Linked DNA regions of Homo sapiens: region 2 is linked to region 1. The links are chromatin loops, found by intact Hi-C in ENCODE. Cell type or tissue: mammary epithelial cell. All regions are shown on one strand. Links, peaks and the distances in the headings refer to the core of each region. The heading gives the core; the rest is flanking DNA.

The links. A loop is a pair of places that touch in the nucleus more often than their neighbours do. Peaks named below come from ENCODE experiments on the same cell type or tissue, not always from the same donor. Only the 100,000 strongest peaks of a DNase experiment are listed, where the experiment ranks them.
Region 2: a loop joins it to region 1, with 2.2 times the contacts of the local background. A loop is called at or near these places in 2 of 110 quality-filtered maps.

The regions. Positions count from the first base shown.
Region 1 is chr2:98,122,535-98,135,096 of GRCh38, forward strand. It overlaps VWA3B (von Willebrand factor A domain containing 3B), which reads left to right. Exons shown (of 28, transcript NM_144992.5): 6 at 5,705-5,874; 7 at 11,290-11,405. Among named protein-coding and RNA genes, the nearest start is that of VWA3B, 42 kb to the left of the region's middle. RefSeq lists silencers at 1,088-1,197, 6,012-6,306 and enhancers at 7,450-8,276, 9,235-9,821, 9,822-10,407, 11,136-12,335, 11,807-11,866 and 1 more. In mammary epithelial cell, for the core only: no CTCF peak of the experiment used is centred there; a DNase peak (open chromatin) is centred at 5,217.
Region 2 is chr2:98,169,705-98,182,266 of GRCh38, forward strand. It overlaps VWA3B (von Willebrand factor A domain containing 3B), which reads left to right. Exons shown (of 28, transcript NM_144992.5): 9 at 11,312-11,508. Among named protein-coding and RNA genes, the nearest start is that of VWA3B, 89 kb to the left of the region's middle. In mammary epithelial cell, for the core only: a CTCF peak has its summit at 6,326; a DNase peak (open chromatin) is centred at 9,697; H3K27ac peaks cover 1,659 bases.

The sequences.
Region 1 (12,562 bases), core at 1,625-9,624:
TTGTTCCTTGGTCCTTTGAGTTTGTTTTAACATCTGTAAAATTTCAAGTGTCTGGACACCTTAATAAGCATTCAAAAAAATGGAACATTCCCAGGCTCAGGGTGTGTGTGCATGAGCCTGGGCACACAGCTGTTCTCTTTGTCTATGAACCTGGCTATTGTGGTCACAGCTGCCTGTGGCCCCCTGACCTGACTGCAGGATCCGCCAGTGACCCTGTCTTTCTGTTTCACTCCTTCTGGTTCGTGCCTCTCCTTTCTCCGGGGTTCATTCCTATTCCAGGAAGTAAGGAACAATTCAGTGAGTTCCAGGGAAGTCCTATGGAAGAAAAGGAATCAAGAAAGAAGCTTCCAGGCACTGATCATCAAATGCAGCCTGAAAGCTTTTGAGAAGAGACCGTGGAGCAGCACATGCAAGCCCTGCACAGACCGCTGTGCCCCTCTGCCCACAGCCTTGATCTGGGGGTGGTCTCAAGGAAAATTCTAGCAAATGCAACTGCCTTGCATATAAAAATGCCGTGTCCTATGTTTTATGAGGAGTTAAAAAACACATGTGTGTGTGGCAGGGGGGAGTGGGTTCCCATAAGTCCTGCTTCTCTGCTCCACACCTGTCATGCCCATCCCAGCGAGTTCTGAATTCATCCAGATGGCTGCAGTTTGCTCTGAATAGAAAAGATGGAAGGCTTAAAGAATTTTTTGAGCAGCTAATATAAACACCTAGACTGTTCCTACTGATGACAGCCTGCTGCAAGTTAGCATCTCCCTCCATGAGCGGGTGCTGAGAGGAGCCAGGAAAGTGGGCATTGTCTTGTGCCCACAAATTAACATGCAAGTCCCGTTTCTATACCAAGCCCACATGAGGAGTAGGGCTGAACCACGTGCTTGGTCATGGAGAAGGAAGATGCCCAGAGAGGCTCCTGGCCCCCTCCAGGCACAGGCTTTGTAACCACCGCGGGCCAGGAAGACTGAAACAGGAAGCAACGAGAGAGAGCCTTGAGGTCTAAGAAGAGCACATGCAGAGTGGGAGGTCTGTTGAAATGCTGGCTCGACACATAGCACTGAAAGAGCATGATTGATAGATGAATTACTGTTGTGTCTCATGAAAAGGAACCTGGCTCACTGGGAGGGCAGCACGTGGGGTCCTGGGGACATGTTTGGTGGTTGAGGGGGTTGACATCCTCAGAGACCAGGTGTGTGGACCGGCACAGAGTTTCTGCTCTTCAGTAGCCCTGGTCCAGGACATGCATCTTTGGAAGTTAGTAGCTTCCCAGGCCTCACGAGGAAGGGTGGTGTACAGGATGAAAGGGAAGGCTGTTTACCCAGAGCCCTGGTTCTAAGCTGCCTAAGAAGACCAAGGGGTTTTGCTTCTCTGCCAGGACAAGGCCACCTACCCAGAAGATACCTGCATTTCTGATTCTGTTCTTAGCCTCTCTTCTATCCACCTGCTGGCACACATCTGTTTAGTTTTTGGTTTCTTTTAATCATATTTCCTGGGAGACCAAGTGAGTGGATTAAAGACAGACCCACATGATTTCATAAAGAACCTTCACTGCTGGACTGAAAGCCGAAGTCCTGGCCACATTAATCCATGACCCTGGCAGTTCATTTATTTCCTTTTAGTGGTTCAGGCAGGCATCAGATCTTTTCTTTTTTGTGTCTCTGATGCCTAACAAGGGCTCTATAAATGCTTGTTGAACAGTGAAAGGTTGGAAAGGAAATAATTTTCATATTCTTGTGTTTGAGGGGAAGATGTGGGTCCCATTTCCAAGCTATGGCATAGATTTGGGTTTTGTGACTTGAAGTGAGATGGTCTGTGTGGGATTGAACAGGTGAATTTGCTGAGTCTTGTAGGACCCTGGTGGGGATGGCAGGTGGGGACAGAGACCCTGAAACCTGGGAGGCCAGAAAGTCGGTGGTGGTCAAGGATCCTAGGAGGGATCTGAGAGGTGAACTAGATCAATACCATGGGGACAGTCACTACCATGGAGGGAATCAGATGAAATGGGCTGAGACAGCAGAGGGTTCCCACAGGTACAGGGAGGATTTGGAGGTCAGATCCAGGGACTGGAGTTGGCCAGAAATGTTGCAGTGTTCAAAGGTGTACGCAGAACAAGACAGAATTTTGCTGGATCTTTTGCTGCTGTTCTGGTTGACTTTCTTTTTGCTCTTTGAAGAGTGAAGATTTTTATACCTGGAAGCCTAGGGGATGAGAGCACAGGCTCTGGCCAGTGGAGCAGAGGGCAGTCAGAGTAGAAGCACACACTCCTAATCTGTTTCTTTCTTCCCCCAAAAGCTGCAGCTAGGAAGATGTCAAGGACTCTTTGGCGGGGCAGAATGCATGTTACTGTGTGAAGCTGCAGAATGAATGGCCCAGATAGAATAAGGAATTTCAAGTGAAAACATAAAGGCTCCTCCCTACTTGATGTCATATGAAGTGGCAAGAGCTTTTTACTCACTCTAAAGGAGCTGAATGGAACTCATGTATTTTATCAAATTCGGTGCAAATCAGCATTTAGGGAAATGTGGTCGGTGAGGAAGCTACTCCTGGACTGAAGGCTGCTACTGAGCCTCAGGACTGGACTTTGCCTTCAAGGAGCTCAAAGACACTGGTTAAGGGAGCAGATTCCCATGAGGATAACTCCTTTAAGCCAAACAATCTCCTGGTCCCAACTTTTGGTCAGTGATGTTGGTATCTGGGGTAGGAGCCTGAACCCTTGGATGGTGGGGTAACCACAGAAGTGAAAAAAGTGACTGTCTGGGGCCACCTTCTATTGCTTGCTCTTACTTTCAGAATTCTGGGGCTCACATTCATCTCTAACAGGTGACCAGCCTTGCCACAAATAGCACAGCGTAGCCGTGGACAGCAAGGGCAGGGCTTGTGGGGCCAGGCAGCCTAGGCTTACCAGCTTCAAGGCCAACTCAGTTTTCCTTTCCAAGCCTCAGTTTCTTCATCTGTAAACTGGGCATGGTAATAATTCATGCTCCACAGGACTGTTGTATTGAGTGAGATAATTCATTTTAGTTTATCATCCCAAATAGCCAACAGTATTAAAGCCATTTTGCTTTAAGAGGCATTTTGCCAGTTTGATGGCAGACAGGAATAGGTAGCATATTTATCCTCCTTTCTGTTTTTCTTTTCTTTCTTTTTTTTTGAAACCGAGTCTCGCTCTGTCGCCCAGGCTGGAGTGCAGTGGCACGATTCGGCTCACTGCAAGCTCCGCCTCCCAGGTTCACGCCATTCTCCTGCCTCAGCCTCCCCAGTAGCTGGGACTACAGGCGCCTGCCACCACATCCGGCTAATTTTTCTGTATTTTTAGTAGAGACGGGGTTTCACTGTGTTAGCCAGGATGGTCTCGATCTCCCGACCTCGTGATCTGCTCGCCTCAGCCTCCCAAAGTGCTGGGATTACAGGTATGAGCCACCGCTCCCGGCCACCTTTCTGTTTTTCTAAGTGTCATCACGTGAGCAGAAAGGAGAGGCAGAAAGACCGTGTACAGGAGAGTGGGGGGGATAGGTGGTCTCAATGTAAAGCATGTCCCAGGAAATCTGTAGCGTAACACAGGGAGTTGACTGAAAATGTATGTGATTAAGAAGCCGAGTAATGAACTTAATGAATAGTGAATAATGTCATAACCTTAGTAAAGGAAAATAAATCCTGACTCACAGCAATTTTCAGTTTGATGAAATCTCAAGGGAAAAACATTTCTGCACAAGAACTTCAGGTTTTGGGATTAGTGCCAGAGGAAAGAAGCTGAGTTTACATGACGTGCATTGGACGTGTGTGGTGTCAGGAGTGGCTGACAGACCACCTCGAGATGTGTGTCCTCACCTCCCTCTTCATCTGACCAACCCTAGAAAATACTCTGTGTCTGCTCCCCTGTCTCAGGCCATGTGTCACTTAGATCCTTGCAACAGGATGAACCTGTCCCCATGCTAAACTTGGGCACTGCCGCAGCTGGAAAACTCGGATAAATAATAGGCCTGCTAAGTGGAAGCCGTTTAAATGTGTCTCCCACAAGGTCATGCATCAGACCAGGAGAAGAGTGAAACAGAACGCATCTGCTGGAAGAGCAGTATTGGCTGGCTACAAGGAATCTGGAGAAGATGGTTTCTTCCTTCCTTCAGGGTTTTTTCTCGCTTCCAGTTTACTGACTTGTATAAATTTACAATATTCCTCAGTCTTTTACTGCTCGATCAGTACTTTTTAGAATCAGGAGCTGGCGTTGAAAGGCCTGAGAGAAAGAGGCCTGGGAGGGGCCAGGGCTTTCTGTGCCTCAAGTGGCCTGATCTCAGCTCCCACTCTGTCCTTCTCCTAAGTCCCAGTCTGGGCCCCACCCACTGCGTCCCACCCCTATCCCTTCCACCTCCTTGGCACAGTCTGCTCCATCTGCTGCAGGCAGAGCACCCCAACCAACTAGAAATCAACCATGAGGACTCCCGCCCCCCACCCTCCCGGCCAGGTGCATTTAAGGCCTCGGATAGATACTGAGGTGAGGCCATTTGTTGACTATCTTCAGCTTATTGGGATTTGGGATTAGAGCAAGGAGAGGGTCATGAATCCTAAAGGGATGGTGACATCTATTTACCTTCTAACACAATGCATTTGCTGGGGTTTCTTCCCCCATTTATGTGTGGACACAGTCCATCGGGACATTTATAGGCCAGGTTGAGAGGATATGGATTCCTGGCTCTCCTTGGGTTTTTTACTTTCTGAGATGTATAGAAATGCACACATAGTTGGAAGTCATCCTGTTTCAATGCCATCATGAATAATAAACTGCATTATCTCCCTTTTAACAAGGGAAGACACTGAAGTTAGGTCAGTTGCCTGAGGTGACAGAGCTCCTGGGTGGCAGGGGTGGGGAGGACTGTGGAAGCACCGTCCCGGGAGGAGCGAGGGTGGCCGGGCTGCAGCAGAGCAGGAGGGGCGGCCGCCCTGAGATAGAGAGTTCTCTGTCTCTCAATTCAGCAGCTGGCACTTCTCTGGGATTGTCTGCTTACTGGGGGAGGTGTGCATCTTCCAGAATCACTGGTTTAAGCTGTGTGTGTGTGTGTGTGTGGGCGGGGGGGGGGGGGGTGTGTCCTGACACAGGGGTTGCTTATTCTTCCATTCTTCTCATGGCCTGGTTTGGCGGCAAGAAGCAGGGCACTGCAGGCGGACCTGGCATCTGACCAGCTGTGCACAGTCAGGACAGCCTCACCCCAGCTCCGGGCGTGTGAGTCCCTGCTTAGGTGAGCCCAGAGGTGGAGCCAGCTGAGGATGTGCCCTCCTTTCCACATTCTGCCTTAGACAGAGGATGCATGAGTTTGCATTGTAGGATTCTGGCACTGCCGCGGGCAATGGCAGATAAGCTCCCTGCCTGCAGTGGCTGTGCCAGTCCTTCCTTCATTGCTTGACTTGAAAATAACCACTCCGAACCTGTGCGATATATTTGTGGCCCAGAGGAAGTTCTCCAAATCTGCCAACCATATTCTTCTCGTGCCTTACCCAAGACAATAGCCACTGTTGACAGACCTTCCTGGTACCAAGCCTTGAATATCTCACTTCCTGACTGGCCCTGATGTCCTCAGAAAACCCTGGGCAGGGCTGCTATTCTTTCTGCCCATTTTTTCTAAGAGATCGTTTTGTAGAATGGGTATTACTGATGAGACTAGTACCAAGCTAGGGCATGTGAGGGAGATAAACCGTTGGCACCACTGTTTTGCAGATTGAATCCATTTACTACTTTGTGGTGGGGGATGTTCCTGAAGAATCCAAGGAGCTTCTCCTCCAGAGGGCCTTGGAGATCCCGTGTCCAGTCTACACAGTGTCCTTCAACGCCAGAGGAGAAGGCACTATAGCTTTTCTAAAGGATCTGAGTGCCAAGACCCACAGCAGGTAGGCAGAAAATGTGCTCTTGAGTGACAGCAAGCGGGTTGCCTGCTCACACAGGATCAACAGTGGGTCTTGCATTCTTCGTGGCTTTAACCAATCTGTTGCTGTGTTCTCCTCTTTCCAGTATATTATTTAGTCTCTCTGCATCTTTTCTTCTCCGTCTTGTATTAATCATGACTTTCTATTTTCTGCAATTCTTATGCTTTGACCTCTTGGTGCCTTGCTGGTCCAGGAGACCCTGTCCCTCCCAGGGCTAGCCAATTCCTAGAGATAGCAAATTACTCACTGGGGCACACTTTCATATGCAAACCAACCAGAGCCCACACTGCCAATCCAGGCTCTCTCACTTAGAACCGCTGTTCTCTACCCTAATCACTCCAGGGCCACACACCAGAAAACTCGGGACAGCCCCTACACCCCAGAGCTCAGGGAAATTATTCAAATAGCCTGCTTACCCTTCCTCTCCTGTTCCTTCCCTTGGAATCCACACTAAAGGTCCTCACCTACCTTTCCCCTCACTCCCTCTGCCTCCCGGCTGAGCCGGTGCTTCCCTGTGTGGCCTGCGTGGCACGCTGTGCCCCTCTCTCCTCCTGGGAACTGGGCTAGTCAGCTTGGGCTGCCATAACAAATTGCCACAGGCTGGGTGGCTTAACAAGTATTTATTTCTTACAGTTCTAGAGGCTGGGAAGTACTAGGTGAAGGAGAATTCGGTTTCTGGTGAGGTCTCTCTCCCCGCCTTGTAGGCAGCTGCCTTCTCACTCTGTTCTCACACGGTGGAGAGAGAGAGTGAGAGAGAGAGAGGAGAGAGAGAGAGAGAGAGTGTGTGTGTGTGTGTGTGTGTGTGTGTGTGTGTGGAGAGAGAGGGAGGAGAGAGAGGAGAGAGAGGAGAGAGAGAGGAGAGAGACATTGTGTGTGTGTGGAGAGAGAGAGAGCAGAGAGACGGAGAAAGAGAGAGAGACAGAGAGACAGAGAGTGAGGGCGCACTCACTGGTGTCTCTTCCTCTTCCTATAAGGTCACTCATCCTATAGAATCAGGGCCCTGCCCTATGACCTCATTTAACCTTTATTACCTCCTGTTCTATCTCCAAAGACAGTCACATTGGGAATTAGGGCTTCAACATAGGAATTTTTTTGGCTTGGGATTGGGGGAGCACAATTCAGTCCATAGGGGAACCATGAGTAACAAACTATCTTTTCAATGGCAGTAGGCTCCTTATCTATTGGCCTCACAATACCCGAATAGTAATAAAACCTGCATTTAAAAACATATGCCCCTGCACCCTGGGTCTGTGTGTGTGTGTGTATGTGTGTGTGTAAGTTTAGGTCTCTTGTGGAGAAAGATCAGCTACTTCTGTGGTTACAAGGAGAATTATAAAATCCTTTCCTAAGTTCTCCTTGAAATGGGTACAACGTCTTCCCAGAGCACTTGTTCTTTAAATATTTTTAAATTGATACATATTTGTACATATTTATAGGGCCCATGAAGGGGTGGGTTGCCCCTCCACACCTGTGAGTGTTTCTCGTTAGGTGGAACGAGAGATTTGGAAAAGAAAGAGACACAAAGTATAGAGAAAGAAAAAGGGGTCCCAGGGGACCGGCATTCAGCATACCAAGGATCCACACCGGCACCGGCCTCTGAGTTCCCTTAGTATTTATTGATCATTATCGGGTGTGGCAGGATAATAGGATAATAGTGGAGAGAAGGTCAGCAGGTAAACACATGAACAAATGTATCTGCATCATAAACAAGATAAAGAAAAAAGTGCTGCGCTTTTGATGTGCATATACATAAACATCTCAATGCCTTAAAGAGCAGTATTGCTGCCAGCTTGTCCCACCTCCAGCCCTAAGGCGGTTTTCCCCTATCTCAGTAGATGGAATATACAATCGGGCTTTACACAGAGACATTCCATTGCCCAGGGACAAGCAGGAGACAGAAGCCTTCCTCTTATCTCAACTGCAAAGAGGTATTCCTTCCTCTTTTACTAATCCTCCTCAGCACAGACCCTTTACGGGTGTTGGGCTGGGGGACAGTCAGGTCTTTCCCTTCCCACGAGGCCATATTTCAGACTGTCACATGGGGAGAAACCGTGGACAATACCTGGCTTTCCTAGGCAGAGGTCCCTGCAGCCTTCCGCAGTGTTTGTGTCCCTGGGTACTTGAGATTAGGGAGTGGTGATGACTCTTAACGAGCATGCTGCCTTCAAGCATCTGTTTAACAAAGCATATCTTGCACAGCCCTTAATCCATTTAACCCTGAGTGGACACAGCACATGTTTCAGGGAGCACAGGGTTGGGGGTAGCGTTACAGATTAACAACATCTCAAGGCAGAAGAATTTTTCTTAGTACAGAACAAAATGGAGTCTCTTATGTCTACTTCTTTCTACACAGACACAGTAACAATCTGATCTCTCTTTTCGCCACAGGCCCATGTGATATTCTGTTGCATGCATAGCATGTGGAATGATCAAGTCGGGATTTAGGATGTGCATCACCTTATTTATCATTTCTATGTGTTGGGAACATCTTAAGTCCCCTCTTCTGGCTATTGTGAAATATAAAATACACTGTTGTTAACTATAGCCACCCTACTTTACCATCGGAACATTAGAGCCTACTCCTTCTATCTCACTGTATGAACCTACTCCTTCTATCTCACTGTACGTTTGTACCCATTAACCAACCTATTTTTATCCCCCGATCCTCACACCTTTCCCAGCCACTGGTATTTATCATTCTACTCTCATCTCCATGAGATCAACTTTTCCACCTCCTACCCATGAGTGAGAACATGCGATATTTGGCTTTTTATACCTGGCTTATTTCCCGTAATATAATGACCTCCAGTTCCATCCATGTTGCTGCAAATGACGGCATTTCCTTCTTTTTGTGGCTGAATAGTATTTATTAAGTATATACCACCTTTCTTTATCCATTCACCCATTGATGGACACTTAGGTTGATTCCGTATCTTGGCTATTGTGAATAGTGCTGTAATAAACACAGGGTGCAGATATCCCTTTGATATGCCGACTTCCTTTTCTTTGGGTAAATACCTGGTAGTGGGATTGTTGGATTGTATGGTAGTTCTATTTTTAGTTTTTTGAGAAATCTCCATAGTCTTTCCTATAATGGCTGTACTAATTTACATTCCCACCAACAATTTATAAGACTTCCCTTTTCTCTGCCTCCTCAGCAGCATCTGTCATTTTTTCTTTTTGATAACAGCCCTCCTAACAGGGTAAGATGGCATCTTGTTCTTAAGTGTAGGTGCTCATCACAGTCACTGGGGAGCTTGTTAATGATACAGAGGCCAGGCTTCACCTTGCCGGCTCATTCCACGTCATAGAGAGAGCCCGGGAATATGAATTTTTCCCATCACTTTGCATAATACCTGCCCAGAGAGCTTGATTGAGATGCAAATTTTATAGCCGCAGCCCCAGGAATTCTAATTTTCAAGATCTGTGAAGGGCTAGAAATTTTCATTGTTAACAAGACTTTGGGACTCTAAGGACCATTGCTGTGGCTGCTCTTACGGCACTTTGAAATCTTTTAACATCAAGTATGTGGCTCCCATTCTGGGTTCCTGAGCCCCTAAGTACAGAAGGGGGCTCCCTCCTGTGACCTCGCTAGTTGAAAGAGAAGAGGCAACTGGCCAGTCACCTCTCTTGCTGTTCTCTGATTAGCTCATCTGGGGCATGCTAGAGCCCAGGGAATAATTTCCTGTGAGAGAAGCTGTGGTTCAGCTACCTAACGAGGCCATGCAGCCATGGAGGTGGGTCTTGCAGAAAAGGATGAGGTATTGATGTATCCTCCTGTCCATGCTCTGGGCCTTTGCAGGCAAGCGTAACCCATCACGAGTAGTGCCCCTGCCTTCTCCACTCCCTGCCTGGACACCCCATGGCTTCTGGTTGGTCTTGGTGCACCTTTGGCCATGGGGCCCCAGCTGGAGGGCAGTTATTCTCCAGCTGCAAGTGGCATGTCCTGAGTGTCTCAGGTTGCAGGAGGCTGCCTGGTCTGGTGACCCTCCAACTGGACTCCGGCTTCCCCTGTGCCAGAGGCTGTGTCTGGGTAGAACCACCAGTCCAAGCACAGCGCTGTGCTCTAAGGCTCAAACAGCCTGTCATAATGCTGAGTTGCTTCTGCACAAGCGAGACTATATCAGCCAGAGGAAATTTCTGCCCTGCTCCCTTTTCTAATCTAGAAAACAGATCAGAGAGTGGAAGGTCCTGGGTGCCAAAGGCCTTGACACTCAGGGCATGGGGCCTGCTGGGGCAAACCTCACCCATCTCCCCTCCTTGCCCTACAGGGCAAGGGAGCTGGACATTTCTGCTCTGGATGAAGCTCCTGCAGGAGTTGGGAATGACCAGGCTAAGAGTTCATTGGCTTTAGGAAGGGCACCAGAATGAGGCTGACATTTTAATTGCCGTCAAGTCATTATTCCAGTCTCGCCTGAAACCCTTTGGGAAGAGACTGAGGATTTCCATAGCCGCGGTGGGTTCCCTAGACTTCTCCCAACATTTCCATCCTGAGCGGTGCTTGGGATTTCTCTGAGTTGAGTGTGTGGTGCTAGGCAGAGACGGAACTCCTGCGTGGCTGGTGGAGCATTACTTGTGACTTCCTCTGTCCACCTGAAAGAAATGTCCTGCTATTTATGGACTTTTTGGATTCCAGTTAAGTGGCTTTGAGGGTGTGACTTAGCCCATCACCCTGTGCACTACATCAGTGCTTTCAAACTTTCATGTGTCTGTCAGCCCCCTGGGGACCCTGTTAAATGGATATTTGGACTCCACAGGGCTGGGTGGGGGCCTGGGAGTGTGTATTCCTAACCTGCTGCTCCTTGGACCATGCTTTGAAAAGACAGGTCCTAAAAACTTGTCTACACAGGAATGCTTCTCATTCGTGCTTAAGCCTGGCTCCTGGGGAAGTGTGTGTTTGCTGAGTTAAAGTTGACTGATGCCCATCAGCAGCAGGCAAATTAGGCAAATGCTGTCTGTGTCATGAGCTGTCCTCACTGAACCTACAGAGCTGATGGGTGCTACTGGGGCCCCTCATTAGACCCCTGGCTTGGCTAAGCTGTGTTGACATGACGGAACCCTGGGAACAAGAGAAAGAATATAAGCATAGAGTGTCATTTTCCCAGGACCAAGAAATACCATTTGGTTGAGCTAATTTACCCTCTAATGAAAGGATGAGTTGTCGGTTAAAATCCCACATCATTCACAATTCTCTGTGCTATTCTGCCTCCCTGTCTTTTGCTTGTGGAATTGACAAGGTGCAGGAAGAAGCAGTGACCATGGCTAAGAAGATGAAGATGCCCAGTGCTGCCGAAGAGCACGTTCAGTCCCAGGAGAAGGAACAAGCATGCACGGACACCTGCGTACTGCCTTCCTAATGAGCATCTCTTCACGTTTCAGATTCCACGCATTTGCCGAGAGAACAGAGTGTGTAGAATTTCCTGCATTCTCCACAAAGGATGGTGACAATGTGATGACTTGGAATTCAAGGAAACTGAAAGGAAAACTCCCTCCAGGTACCTGGAATCCAAAAGAAGTGGTGTAGCTTATGTCCCGAATAGCCTCAGACGACGTGGATCATTAGGAAGTAAAGTACGAGGGAGAGACTCCCCATGTCTTTTGTATAATGTTATTAATGTAGTGCAAGAGCAGAGTTAATGGATATTAGTGGTGAGTTTGTCAGCGTAGCAACCAGGCATAAGTTTACAATCCAGGGAAATGGCCTAAGCGATGTGTGTTTACTAACTTGAGAACCTGCTGGAGATGTGGCCCTGGGCCTGTCAATGCCGGAGTTAGTTCTTGGCAAGGCAGAGCCACTCTGCTGTGTGGATTAGTTGGGAGGCTGCAGAGAGGGTGCCTGCGGTTCTTGAGGGGGTTTCTGCTGTCCTCCCTGTGATGAAAGCAGGGCCTGCGGATGCAGCTTGAGGGAGTGGCCTGCCCCTTGTGAGGGCGGAGGCCGCACAGGAACCTTTACGGAGGCGGAATGAACTTCCCCTTTCATTCAATGAATGTGATCAGAGAACTTAATGAGCACAGAGAATGAGGTCACCAAATCAGCGGGAAATAGGCTGTGATTCAGAAAAACAGTGGAAGGTTACTCAGAAAGCCAGGAGATGGGAGTTTCTTTTAAGCTGATGAAATTGCAAAGTGCTGAAGACTGAATAAACCCCACTGAGAAAAGGAGGGAAGGAAGCCCCTGTTCGATTGTTGGATGAAGGTACCTGGTGGGTTGTTAGAAGTCTAAGAAAGCTCACCCCCACTCTCCCTCTTTTTAAATTATCAAACAGATTTCTAGCTTCATTATAAGGCAGAGAGGCTACTCTTTAGGGATAAGAGAGAAGCTGTAGCAACAGCTGCTTGAAAGATTTACGTAACGGTGCTGCAAAGGCTCCCAGGAGAAGGTTAGGTTTTCAGATGGAGATAAAAGTGAAGATGAGTCATGAGCCTGTTCCTGACACACACTTTGTAGATTCAGATTCTTGGTGTCCAAGCAGAGGAGGGGAGATGTTCCCATAGAGTTCACTGGAGGCACTACTTCACGTAATGGAAACCTTTGTTCCAATCATGAAGGGGACATCTCCAGAGAATTCGAGAAAATGCCAACATATAGGCAAGATCGATGCTAATCTAAGAAGAAATTAATTCAGGATATATGTCATGCCTATTGAAAGTA
Region 2 (12,562 bases), core at 2,896-10,895, 48 kb after region 1:
CCTGGGCATTCTGTGTGTGTGTGTGTGTGTGTGTGTGTGTGTGTGTGTGTGTGTGTGTCGGTGTGCCTGTTCTGGGCATGACCCTCAAACATGAAGATGGCTTTTCTCACAAAACGTTAAAGGATTTGTCCAGGCTGGGCATGGTGGCTCACACCTGTAATCCCAGCACTTTAGGAGGCTGAGGTAGGCAGATCACTTCAGCCCAGGAGTTTGAGACCATCCTGGGCGACATGGCAAAACCCCGCCTCAACAAAAAAAATGTGAAAATTAGCCAGGCATGATGGTGCGCACCTGTAGTCCCAACTACTTGGGAGGCTGAGGTGAGAGAATCGCTTGAGTTGAGAAGTGGGGAGTCGAGGTGGCAGTGAGTGGTGATCGCACCACTGCATTCCAGCCTGGGTGACAGAGCGAGACTCTGTCTCAAAATGAATGAATGGATGAATGAATCAATCAATCAATGAATAGAATTTGTCCAAAGCTTGACCCTTCTTTGATGATGCTGCCTCTCAAAGCATTTCAGGAACTCCTCATTTGGAATAACCTTCACAGCCATTTTGTGACTCAGTAGAAATCATTAGTCGAATCACATTGTGTAGTCATGCTTTAATCATGAACAAAGACAGTCCAAAAGATTACCATCTGAGACTCAAGATTTGGCTCCAAATACTTGCTTGTTTCAAAATACCAAATTCAGTTTCAAAAGACAAGGAAATGGCTGAAGGTTCATTCAGGCTCTGCAGGCAGTTGCAACCTACAGTAGGTCTACAGGAGTTTAGAGCACATATTTTTTGAACAAATGGAGAGGGGGATGGTGCTTATTTTCATTAGTATTGTATTAAATAATCAGCAAGATGTCTTTATAGTCCTGGGTGGTGATGAAGTACACAGACTCAGAGTTAGGAAGATTTTTTTTTTTTTTGAGATGGAGTATATCGCTCTGTCACCAGGCTGGAGTGCAGTGATGCCACCTCGGCTCACTGCAACCTCTGCCTCATGGGTTCAAGTGATTGTCCTGCCTCAGCCTCCTGAGTAGCTGGGACTACAGGTGTGCGCCACCATGCCCAACTAATTTTTGTATTTTCAGTAGAGACGGGATTTCACTGTGTTGGCCAGGATGGTCTCTATCTCTTGCCCTCATGATCCGCCTGCCTCAGCCTCCCAAAGTGCTGGGATTACAGGCGTGAGCCACCGTGCCCGACCAGAACAATATTAAACCTGGCTCTGCCCACTCCTGTTGTGTGATGCTGGGCAAGACACTTATTATCTGTGCTTCAGTTTCCGTATTTGCAAAATGTGAATGATAATGATAATACCTACTCCACGGACTGTTAGGAAAGTTACATCAGAAAACACATGTAAAACACCTAGAAATGTGCTGTCACATAGTTAGAATGTAATGATGGCTTAAGAAAAGTTTAATCCACTCGTCTATTCTTTCCTTTATTTAGTGCTTACTCAATGTAGCACTATGGTAGGTGATGATGTAATGGTAAATAAGAGACATGGAACGGGCCCTCATAAAGCAGGACCTACATGAACCATCTCTTGCTCCGTGAAGGTAGAAAATCGGATGAACACAAATGGGGTATTTACGATTGAGGAAAAGTGGGAGCTTCTGAGCTATTCCCAGGGTCAAGGAAAGGTTTCCTGAGGAAATAACTTTGGAGCGTGTATCTGAGGGTTGAAGAGGTAAGTTAATGAGGTGAAAAGATGGGAGAGAGCCGGGAGTGTATGCCAGGAAGAAGAATAGCATATGCAAAGGCCCCGAGGCAGAAAGGAGAACAGCACTTTAGAAGAACTGAAAAGAGGAGTGTGGCTGGAGTGCAGTGTCCAGTGATGAGTCTGGAGAGGGAAGCAGGGACCCGATTGTGCTGGCTCTGGAGGCCGCGGTACAGGGGTTCACCCTCAATTTCATACCAATGGCCAACTGCTAGAGGATTGTAAGCAGGGGAATGCTAAGATCAGATTTACATTTAGAAAAAAAAAAGATCACTTTGGCTACAGGGTGGGAAACAAGTTGGAGATGAGGGGACAAACAGGATGAGGGAAGAGAATAAAGATGTTAGTACAGTGATGGTGGCATCCTGGACAAGAGTAGGAGGAGCCTGTGAAGGTGATAAATGGGCAGGTATGAGGGAGACTTTGGGTGCTGAATCGACAGTGAAAGAGGAAAAGTTCCCTTGTCCCCTTGCAGGATGTGTGATGGGGGAGTGGCTCGCTTCTTTAGTGCCCTGCTGCTCAAACTTCTAGGGGAGCATACAGATGGGCAGGCTGTGGGGTGCCAACCCCGTGCCAATGTCTAGGAGTGAATGTTTACAGCTCCTGCAGCCCCAATGGGCGTGTGTTACAGGGTGCTCTTTTAGTTTGCTATCTATAGGCAGCTTGTGTTAACCAGCTCAATTTGACCCTCTACCTTGTCGCAAGGACAGAGGCTTTCTGTATCCTGGGTTCTTGCCTTGGTGTACCAGAAGAATCGGATCACACGTGGGCTTGGAGAATGAGTGCCAGGTTTTATTGAGTGGAATTAGCTTTCAGCAGATAGGGGAGCTAGAAGGGTGATGGTTTTCCCCTGGAGTCAGGCGGCTTGGCAGCCTGGGCTCTCCTCTGACTGCCCCAGCCAAACTCTGCGTCATTCTGCTGGTCAGGGGCCTGCTGGCCAGGGGCCTGCTGGCATGCCGGTGCGTTCCTCCCGACATCCAGCCACCTGTGTGTTCCTCCTCCGATATGCTCCTCTCGATGTCCAGCTGCTTCTGTCTCTGCACAGAATGGGGGCGTGACAGGCCAGGTTGGTCTTGGGAAATGCAACATTTGGGCAGGAAAACAGAAACGCATGTCCCCACCTAGGTCCATGGGGGTGGAACCCTAGCCAGGGTCCACACCCTTCCTGTACCCAGCACTTTCCTTCCCCACTTCCATATCGTTTAAAGGGACCAGCTCTTCCCTTCCCAGCACTTCCGCATCAATAGGACTTGGGGGTGGGGGAGATGGAGGTGTCAAAAGTAAGCTCCTAGATGGATATGGTGTCGTCCACTACACTGAGAGAATGCTGGAGGAGAACTGGGTCAGGGTGGGGAATGACACATTTTGTTTGAACCTATTGAGACTGAAGAATCCTTGAGAGCCCGGTAGAGAAATAAAGGACGCAATTGACTATGTAGGTGGAGAATTCAGATACACTATTGGGGTGAAGTGAACATTCTTGGTATAAAGATAAATATAGACATATCAAGCAGGAACCCCATGTTTCTGAATCTTTGACCCCTAGTTTTTTGGACTCTGATAGCCACAGAGGTGAACATATCATCTGAGTTTTCTGTTCTGCACCAATGCTAGATGTTTAATAAGTGTACTAGATGAAGACTATTTTACCAACAGGATGACTTGCAATTTGAGAGCAGAACAAGCTAATTTACAGAGTACTTGTACATGTTTATCTTTTCAAGAGTGTCTTCCCTTTTTGCTCAAAGAAGGCTGCAGAAGAGATCTGGGGCAGGGCGCAGCTGGTTTCTTATGCAACCAGAAGCGAATGACACACTTGTCAAAGTGTTCACACTTCAGGCAAGGCAAAGGATAAAATAATATTTCTTCCCAGAACTCACATTTTCTTCAGAATGCCTTTATATATGTAGAGCTCTGTGTAGAGTCAAGTGAACTTTGACAAGGTTGATTGATAAGCAACAAGTGAGAATGCCAGAAAGGACCAAGACTGTGCTTACTCAAATATGTATTTTCCAATGGGCACTGAGCTTCGCATTTTCCAGACAAAAAGCACACATGGCAAACATTTGCAGAAAAATACCATGTAATTCTCCCATGATTCAAGATTAATTGCTGAAAATTTTCTCCCCAAATTTGGGAGAATTGGTCGATTAGCATTTTGTAGATGCTATACATATAACTTGGGAAAGATACTGGAATGCGATACAGGTATGGTGAAATGTCAATGTTAAAAATCATGTTGTTAAAAAATGACTGTGGAGGGCTGGGCGCCAGTGGCTCACGCCTGTAATCCCAGTACTTTGGGAGGCCGAGGTGGGTGGATCACGAGGTCAAGAGATGGAGACCATTCTGGCCAACACTGTGAAATCCCATCTTTACTAAAAATACAAAAATTAGCTGGGTGTAGTGGCGGGCGCCTGTAGTCCCAGCTACTCGGGAGGCTGAGGAAAGGAGAATTGCTTGAACTCGGGAGGCGGAGGCTGCAGTGAGCCCAGATCGCACCACTGCACTCCAGCCTGGGCGACAGAGCGAGACTCTGTCTCAAAAGAAAAAAAAAATGACTGTGGAAAAGCACAACAAATCTATTGAGGAATTATATTTCGTGTATTTGGACCCCTAATTATGGAAACACCAAAAATACCTGGGCAAAAATGGCAGAGTTAAGGACCTTCAAAACTTCTCCTTCATAGAAGGCATAAGGACCTTATCAGAATCAACCTTTTTCATAACTCTAGAAATTAACCCAAGGTGTGCAGCAATCTGGGAAGTGTTTATTCAAGAAAAATAATTAAATCTCAGTAAGAATAGTGAGCTGGTGGCATTTTAGCTAGTCCTATTCACATTCCCCAGCTCCAGCTCCTCACTAACCTTAAAAACGAACAGTTTGTGATCACAGTGGAAACCACAGGCTCACAGCCACTGGAGGGGGCAGGATGGGGTTGGAGTTCCTTCAAAGCTTCATTTCCAGATAATTCTCATTATGTGACCTGTTCACTGGCTCTCTGGAAGACCCCAGTTACAAAGCTTTCTTTATTTGACTTCACTCAGTTCTTCCTCAGTGGGAAAAGCCTTTTCCCTGGGAACCGTTGTCAAAAACAATGAGAGGTGATTGATTAATTTTGTGGCTGACTAAGGTTGTAGATAACAGTCAGGACAAACAAGAGGTAAACCAAAACACTTAAGATGAAAAACTGGGGAATGGGATGTCCATTGGTCTTTCCAAAGCTCTGAGGTATTCCTGGGAATCTATCATGCATAGCCCAGGCAGGCACATGCACAGGGCTGTGGGCATGCCCAGGCTATGCATATGTTCAAAAAAAGACTCAGGAGGGCCCTAAGCTCTCATCTTGGGCTGACCCTGAGGCTCTGCACAAGCAGGAAGTAAAGGCTGAGGGAGAGTTGTTAACTGCTACAGCATGGAAAGTGTGGCCTGATACACACACAGCTCCTCAGCAAGGAATAGTCCAAAAGATTTAAGGAAATCTCTGTTCAATTATTAGCTGACCACTGAGTTAACTGAGCAGAGACTCCAGTGGCTACAAATGATAAAGAATGCAGATTTTACAGAATTCAGGAGTGATAAACAAACAACCACCAAATCACAACAAACTCTGGGCAGGTGGGAGAATCTGATTTCCAGAGTTGCTGCATTTTATTATTTAAAATGTCCAGTTGTCAACAACAACAAAAATGAGGCATGCAAAGAAATAAAGTATGGACCATACAAAGGAAAAAAAGCAATCCATAGGAACTGTCCATGAGGGAATTGTCCATGAGGAAACTGTCCATGTCCAGGAGGAAGCCCAGACATTGACCTTACTAGATAAAGATATTAAATAAGCGATTTTAAATATGTCAAAGAACTACAGGAAACTATGTCTAAAGAACATAGGAAGTATAAGAACACTGTCTTACCAATTAGAGATATCAATAATGAGAGAAATTTTATTTAAGAAGCAAATAGAAATTCTGTAGTTGAAAAAAGTTCTGGAGTACAAAGTATTGAAATGAGGAACTGACTAGAGGGGTTCAACACCCCGATTTGAGAAAGCAGAACAAACCAATGAATTTTTAGATAGCTCAATTGAGGTTACCCAGTCTGAAGAACAAAAGGAATAAAGAATGAAAAAAACCAAACAGAGTCTTAGAGACCAATGGCATACCATAAACATAACAACATGTGAACAATGGGAGTCCCCAAAGGATGGGGGAGAGAGAGAAAGAATATTTGAAGATGTAAGGGCTGGAAACTCCCTACATTTGATGAAAACATTAATTTACCCATCCAAGAAGCAAAATGGATTCCATGTAGGATAAAAGACACCCACACCTAGACACATTATAATCAAGCTGTTGAAAGCCCGTGGGGTGCTCCAGAGAACATTTACCTGATCTCCACAATGAATCCGTTTGGTAGAATGTTGGTGGGTTACCATCCTCCATCTCCTTCATTCCCTCCTCCCCATTTCTTGGCTCCCCTGCAGTGCCAGGCAGATATGCTTATTGCATGGTACTTTAGCAAGTGTAGGTTGACAGCAGGTTTAGTTAGCAACTGCAGCAAAGGGCTTGACTGCTCAGAGACGAGCTTCTCTCTCACACCACACTGTCGCCACCTGGCTCCCGGATCTCAGATTGGGATGGGCTTCATCTTACCTTCAGAGAACCCACAGCCCTTGCAGCTGCTCCATGCTGAACCGGCTCACAGGGCTGAAACCTCACTCATCTCACCAGCAGGCGAGACCACATTTCTTTTCCTGACAGTTGTTATGTTTCTCCCTCCTTTCCCAGCTGTCCTCAATTCTGGTTTCCTTCCTTCTTTTCTCCCCTCCCTTCCTTCCTTCCTTTCTTCTGTCCTCCCTTCCCTCCCTCCCTCCCTTCTATCTTTCCCTCCTTTCCTCCCTCCCTCCCTCATCATCACCACTTAACATGTGAATTTCAGGTCACTCAGTCTAAATTTCCTTAACTCCATCAATCCTGTCTCACTTCCTAATCTCAATTGTTCCATATTATACCAAACATCTCCCTCCCTCCCTCCCTCCTTCCTTCCTTCCTTCCCTTCTTCGGTCTTCCCCTCCCTCCCTTCTTTCTCTTCCTCCCTCCTTCCTTCTTTCCTTCTGCCTTCCTTTTCAGCTAATTCACAGCATTCTTTTCCTGTACCACTCCCCATGTGGTGGCCAAGAGTTTGTTCATTGTCTCATGGCACCCATGATCACAGGGGTTATGGTCTCTCAAATACAAGCCCTCTAAAATGTTCTATGCAGAAAGACTCTGGGGCTAAATAGCTTTGGGAATCTTGCTTGTGGTAAGCCCCACTGCCCATTCCCCTAAGAAAGTCTTACAGAAGTCCTGTGATCAAGAATCCTTTGAAACTTTCCTTTCAAGCTCCCCAAACTTTTTGTCTAAGGAGCCCTCTTCCTGAGTAGAAGCCACTGACATGCAGTGGAAGCAGTTTCTGTGGGACCCACTCTTGGAAACATCAGACTTGGTCTAGAGTTCCAGTTTATTCATACGCTGACAGCCCCCCTGAAAGGCATGTGGGGCTAGCGTGGCAGGAATGAGGTGCCAGGCAAGTAACATTCAGTGGAGGAGGCTGGGAGAAGAGAGTTATGGTGGTGAGAAATCCCTGATGGCTGTGAGCCCCTCTGGAGCTGAACCTGGAGGGTGGGTGGATGAGGGACAGGAAGAGGAGTGGGCACTGATACCTATGCCCAATTTATCTATTTGTGTGTGGCCCTGGCTATAGCAGGGATGGTTTTCAAAAGCATTTTCCCAGTAGGTCTTTTTCATTGAAAAATGTTCTGAGATTGACAAGTGGGATGGGGAGGACAGGGCTGGTCAATTCTGTGGCATAGATGTGCTCCCTTCTCATAACAGAAAGAACATCTTTAGCAATCTGTCCTGTGGAATAGGAAAGCCATGTAATCAGGATTAGCTGTGAGCTCATACTTCTATAATAAATGAATTCTCTGTGGGTGAGAATTCATGTAACATTTTTAATTAAGATAACTGCAGGGAAAAGGAAAGGACCCCTTAGTAAGTGACGCTAGTGAATGGATGATGCCCTTCCCTGCCCCTCCCAGGAAAATGAGACTCAGCCACTAATTGGTGTAATTAGCACTGGAAGTTAAAAGATTTCCCTCCTTTTTTTTTTTCTCCTTTCTTTAGCTTTAGAGTGCCTGGGTTCTTTGGTTTTGATTGCTTGGTCATCCTTTCTTTCCTCTATGAAAGTTCAGGTGGCTCTGGCGGCTTGCCTGAACCCCCTTTTCAGATGGTAATTGGGAGCCTGAATCCTGCCCTCAGGACTGCACCGCCTGGTCCACTGTGAAGTTGGAGTCAGAAGTTAGTCTCTGACTCTTTCAAAACCCTTGCGAGGATTGGTTCGAATGTGTTTTTAGGAAGTTCTGTGGTACACTTGAATTTATACTTGATAGAGGGCTCTTAACTTTTTTAAAAGAAGGCAGCCCAAAACAGAGCAGAAGGGTATAATAAGGTGTGTGTTGCTATGGAAATAATTGAATGAAAATTTAATTTCCTACTGCACCTATTGATCAGGAAAAAAAAGGGAGAGGAGAAAAGGAAAGGTCTTCCTAAGCAGAAACACAATGAATGGGAATATAATTAATAATAATTGAAGAAAATGTCACCCCAAGGGTTTCTCCAAGGAGGCTGATCTCCCTGACAGAAATGGCGGCATCCTCTTTTTGCTGCTTCTTTGTGATGGGAGAGAGTGTGCAGGCGAACCCCAGGGACTCGGAGCTCTGAGAAGCCTCTGGCTTGAGCTCCCGGAGAAGCGTGAAAAAATGTTTTGTGATTCATGGAAAAGCCAGCTCCAGGTGTCGGGGATGCTGCTCTGAGGGGCTTTTGATGCAAGGTTGGTTTAAAGTTCAAAATCCAGAACAAGCTTCTTTGAGAAGTCCCCACTCTAGTAGGTTTCAGAGTGAATTCTTTCAATGGTGTTCTATTAAAATTCAAGGACATGGGTCTCATGAAGCATTAATGGGCAGGTCCTTTACACATTATACAGAAGGAATTGGCTCTAACATGATTTATGTCTTCCCATCTTATCCTAATTCTATATCCCCTTAAATATAGTAATAGGAAAGCCTGGGTCATATTTTTGTTTCCCTAACAGTGAGTGCTACTTTTTAATTAATAGTACTTCACTTGCATGTGTGTCTGATGGAAGCATCAGCTGATGGGGTTACCAAGTCATAACTGAGAAGCCCTTTCCACCTTAAGCCAGTGGCAAAGCTTGGCTGCACAATACAGTTGCCTGGGGAGCTTTGTAAAATCCCAATGTCCAGGCCACACTCCCAAACCAGTTAAAATAGAATCTAGTGGATGGGACTCAGGCATCAGTATTTTTTTTAAAGCTCCTCAGGGGATGCCACTGTGAAAGGTTGAGAGCCATTAATGTAAGTGGAGTTAAACAAAACTCTATAGCGCTGGTGGACATCCTACGTGATAGTTCATGTTAGAAAAAAACATTTCCCTGCCAGGAACCCCTTCTGCGTCTTCGTAGGGCTCCCGTGGTCCCAGTGGGGCCAAAATCTCAGGGTCCTTTCTGCCTTCCTTCCAGTGGTGTGCAAATGTTTAACAACCCACTCCCGGGAATGAAAAAAGCCCCGATGTGTAGCATGTGCTGATTTCCAGATTCCATAAATACTCCCACCATGGTCTCTTTCATCCTACCAAGCGGCCATCGCCCAGCATGGAGTTGGGAGATGTGCACAGCCAGCTCCAGACACCAGTGCCTCCTCAGCTTCACAGTTCCTCACCCCTCCTTTGTGTCCACCCCTGAGTAGCTCATTCTCCCTTAGGTGCTGTTCCAAGTTTCGAGTCATCTGGAAAAATAGTTTTCTGCTTGTGTGATATGCTGGCTTGTCCCGCTCAGGTAACATAACACAGTCTTCTCAGTGTAGATTACCTCTGGAAAACACCACGAGAATGTGCCTGAGGCTGGAGATGTTTAGGCAATTGGCATTGTGGTTATTCTTTTCCCTGTGAAGCTAAGGTGAGTTGTCCTAGATAGGGCACATGAGGTTTCTGAGCCTGCAGGGTGGAAAGCCAGGCTGTGAGTCAGGACACACTCACCAAGGTAACAAAGGGGCTTCAGGGGAGGCAGCCTCCTAGCCTTCGCGTGTTGATCGCCTCCACCTCATCACTTCTCTTTCCACCACATTACAGAGCATTTTCACGTGACCTACCTTCCTTCCTTTCTTCCTTTCTTTCTCTTTTTTCTCTTTCTTTTCTTTCTTTCTTTCTCTTCCTTTCTTTTTCTTTCTTTCTTCTTTCTTTTTCTTCTCTCTCTCTCTCCTTCCTCCCTTCCTCCCTCCTTCCTTTCTCTCTTTCTTTCTCTTTCTTTTCTTTCTTTCTTTCTTTCTTTCTTTCTTTCTTTCTTTCTTTTTCTTTCTTTCTTTCTCTCTTTTTCTTTCTTTCTTCTCTCTCCTTCCTCCCTCCCTCTCTCTCTTTCTTTCTCTTTCTTCTCTCTCTCTCCTTCCTCCCTTCCTCCCTCCCTCCTTTCTCTCTTTCTCTTTCTTTCCTTCATCTATCTCCTTCCTCCCTTCCTCCTTCCCTCCCTTTCTATTTTCTTTCTTTTTCTTTCTTCTCTCTCTCCTTCCTCCCTCCCTCCTTTTCTCTCTTTCTCTCTTTCTTTCTTTCTCTCTTTCTTTCTTTCTTTTCTTTCTTTCTTCTGTCTCTCTCCTCCCTCCCTCCCTCCCTTTCTCTCTTTCTTTCTTTTCTTCTCTCTCTCTCTTTCTTTCTGTCTTTCTTTCATTCTTTCCTCTTTTTTGATGGAGTCTTGCTCTCTTGCCCAGGCTGGAGCGCAGTGGTGCATTCTCGGCTCACCGCAACCTCCGCCTCCCAGGTTGAAGCAGTTCTGCCTCAGCCTCCCAAGTAGTTGGGATTACAGACACCTGCCACCACACCTGGCTAATTTTTGTATTTTTGGTAGAGATGCGGTTTCGCCATGTTGGCCAGGCTGGTGTTAAACTCCTGACCTCAGGTGATCCACCTGCCTTGGCCTCCCAAAGTGTTGGGATTATTGGCGTGAGCCACCATGCCTGGCCTCACATAACTTTTCTCACTGGATTGCTGCAGTTTACCTAGGAAGGCCAAGCAAATACTGTCTTCCAGCTGCAGGTGAAGAATCCTGCCTAAGCTCAGAGAGGTCAAGTGGAGTGACTCACCCAAGTTTGAGCAACTTGCTAGAAGGTGATGGAGCCAGGCCTTGAAGCCAGAGCTTCTGACTCCATCCTTACACATACATGGCTCCTGACACACAGCCTTGGTCTACTGGTCACCTTCACCCAGGCATGGGGCCAGTCAACTTTGGTAGAGGAGGAAGTGAAATAAAAAGTAACCCTGCTTTGCAGTCTTTTGAATTATTAGGTTGGTGCAAAAGTAGTCGTGGTTTTTGCCATTAAAAGCCTAATAATTCTTTGCCAGTCCTGCTTTGGAAAGCTGTTTTCTGAAATGAAACATGGGCTTTGTGTCTAATAAAGAACACGTTCCAAGTTGGTCAATATTAAGTTGGGGGTGTAATATGAATGGCTCATGCAGTATGAATGGCTGACAAGCTGTGATTCTACAGAGTCAGAAACAACCTCTGTTGAGATTGCATCGAATCCAGAAGACACCTGGGACTCTAAGACATGGCTGCAGAAATATGGCTTGAAGGCCCAGAAGCTATCCTTGTATGATGTGCTTGCCGACTGCTCTTTCCGCCACGCTGATGGGGTTGTGGATATAAAAGCCAAACCGGAGAATGAGTCCGTGCAGACCAGTGCGGTAGGTGAAGTGCACTCCTGGGAGGGGCTGGGGCCTCCCCTCAAGTCCTGGGTGGGTGAGGCCTCCATCGGGTCAGAAGGCAGGGGAAGGGGCAGCAGGGAGAGAAACCAGCTTGGGTTTCTGTGAAGAACAGGGTTCCTCTGTTTCCCTCCTCACCCTTCTCCAAAGGGCATCTGTGGGAGTGGAGATCAAGGCTGGGAATGAGTTCTAGACATCAGTGAGTTGTACATAAGCCAGGGGCTGGGTTTGGAGAAATCAGGCATTATGAGTTTCAGAATTATTCAACATTATGCAAATAGAGAAGCCCTTTGTTCCCCCATATTGAATGGAAAAGAGAAATTGCTGGTGAGTATGCCCAGCGCAGCAGGCGTTTCTGTGGTCCTCTTGTATTTTCCCTCATTATTCCAGTGACTAGCAGCCAGCATACAGCGCAATCCCAGCAAATAAGGAGTCAGATCCTCCAAAGGGCTATAACCATTAAAAACTTTGAAAGCTGCAGTTCTATTGTGGGTTTTGTAGGAATACAGCTTCTCCTAGTGCCTGACTCTGGCTCCCAATGAAGGACAGTGCTCGACAGCAGTGCTGCCTTAACTCCAGCATCATGCATATGAGTCAGTAGGTCCGAAATGTGGCTCAAGAATTTGCATCCATAACAACCCCCAGATGATGCTAACACTGCTGGTCCAGGGGCCACACCTTGAGAAGCAGAGAGGTGTAGAACAGGAACCAGAAGACAAGGTGTCAAAGGTTTAGAAGCATGGAAAGACTAAGAAGTGTCCCAATGTGAAATAGAAATCAGGATAAAATGAACATGGCAGATTTGCAAAACCAAAGGCAGGCTCTTTCAGGAGGTGGCAAAGTTCCAGGTACATGCTGTGAAGTGAACCTAAAATGCAAGCCCAGGGCAGACAGGCAGGTGACAGGCGGGTGACCGCAGCCCAGAGGAGACACCTGGGAAAGAAAATCAAGGCCCCCCCCTCAAATGCAGTGTCACCTCATGTATTCTTGAAGGCTCCGATTCAAAGTCAGGGTCATTACTGAGATGTTGTAACTC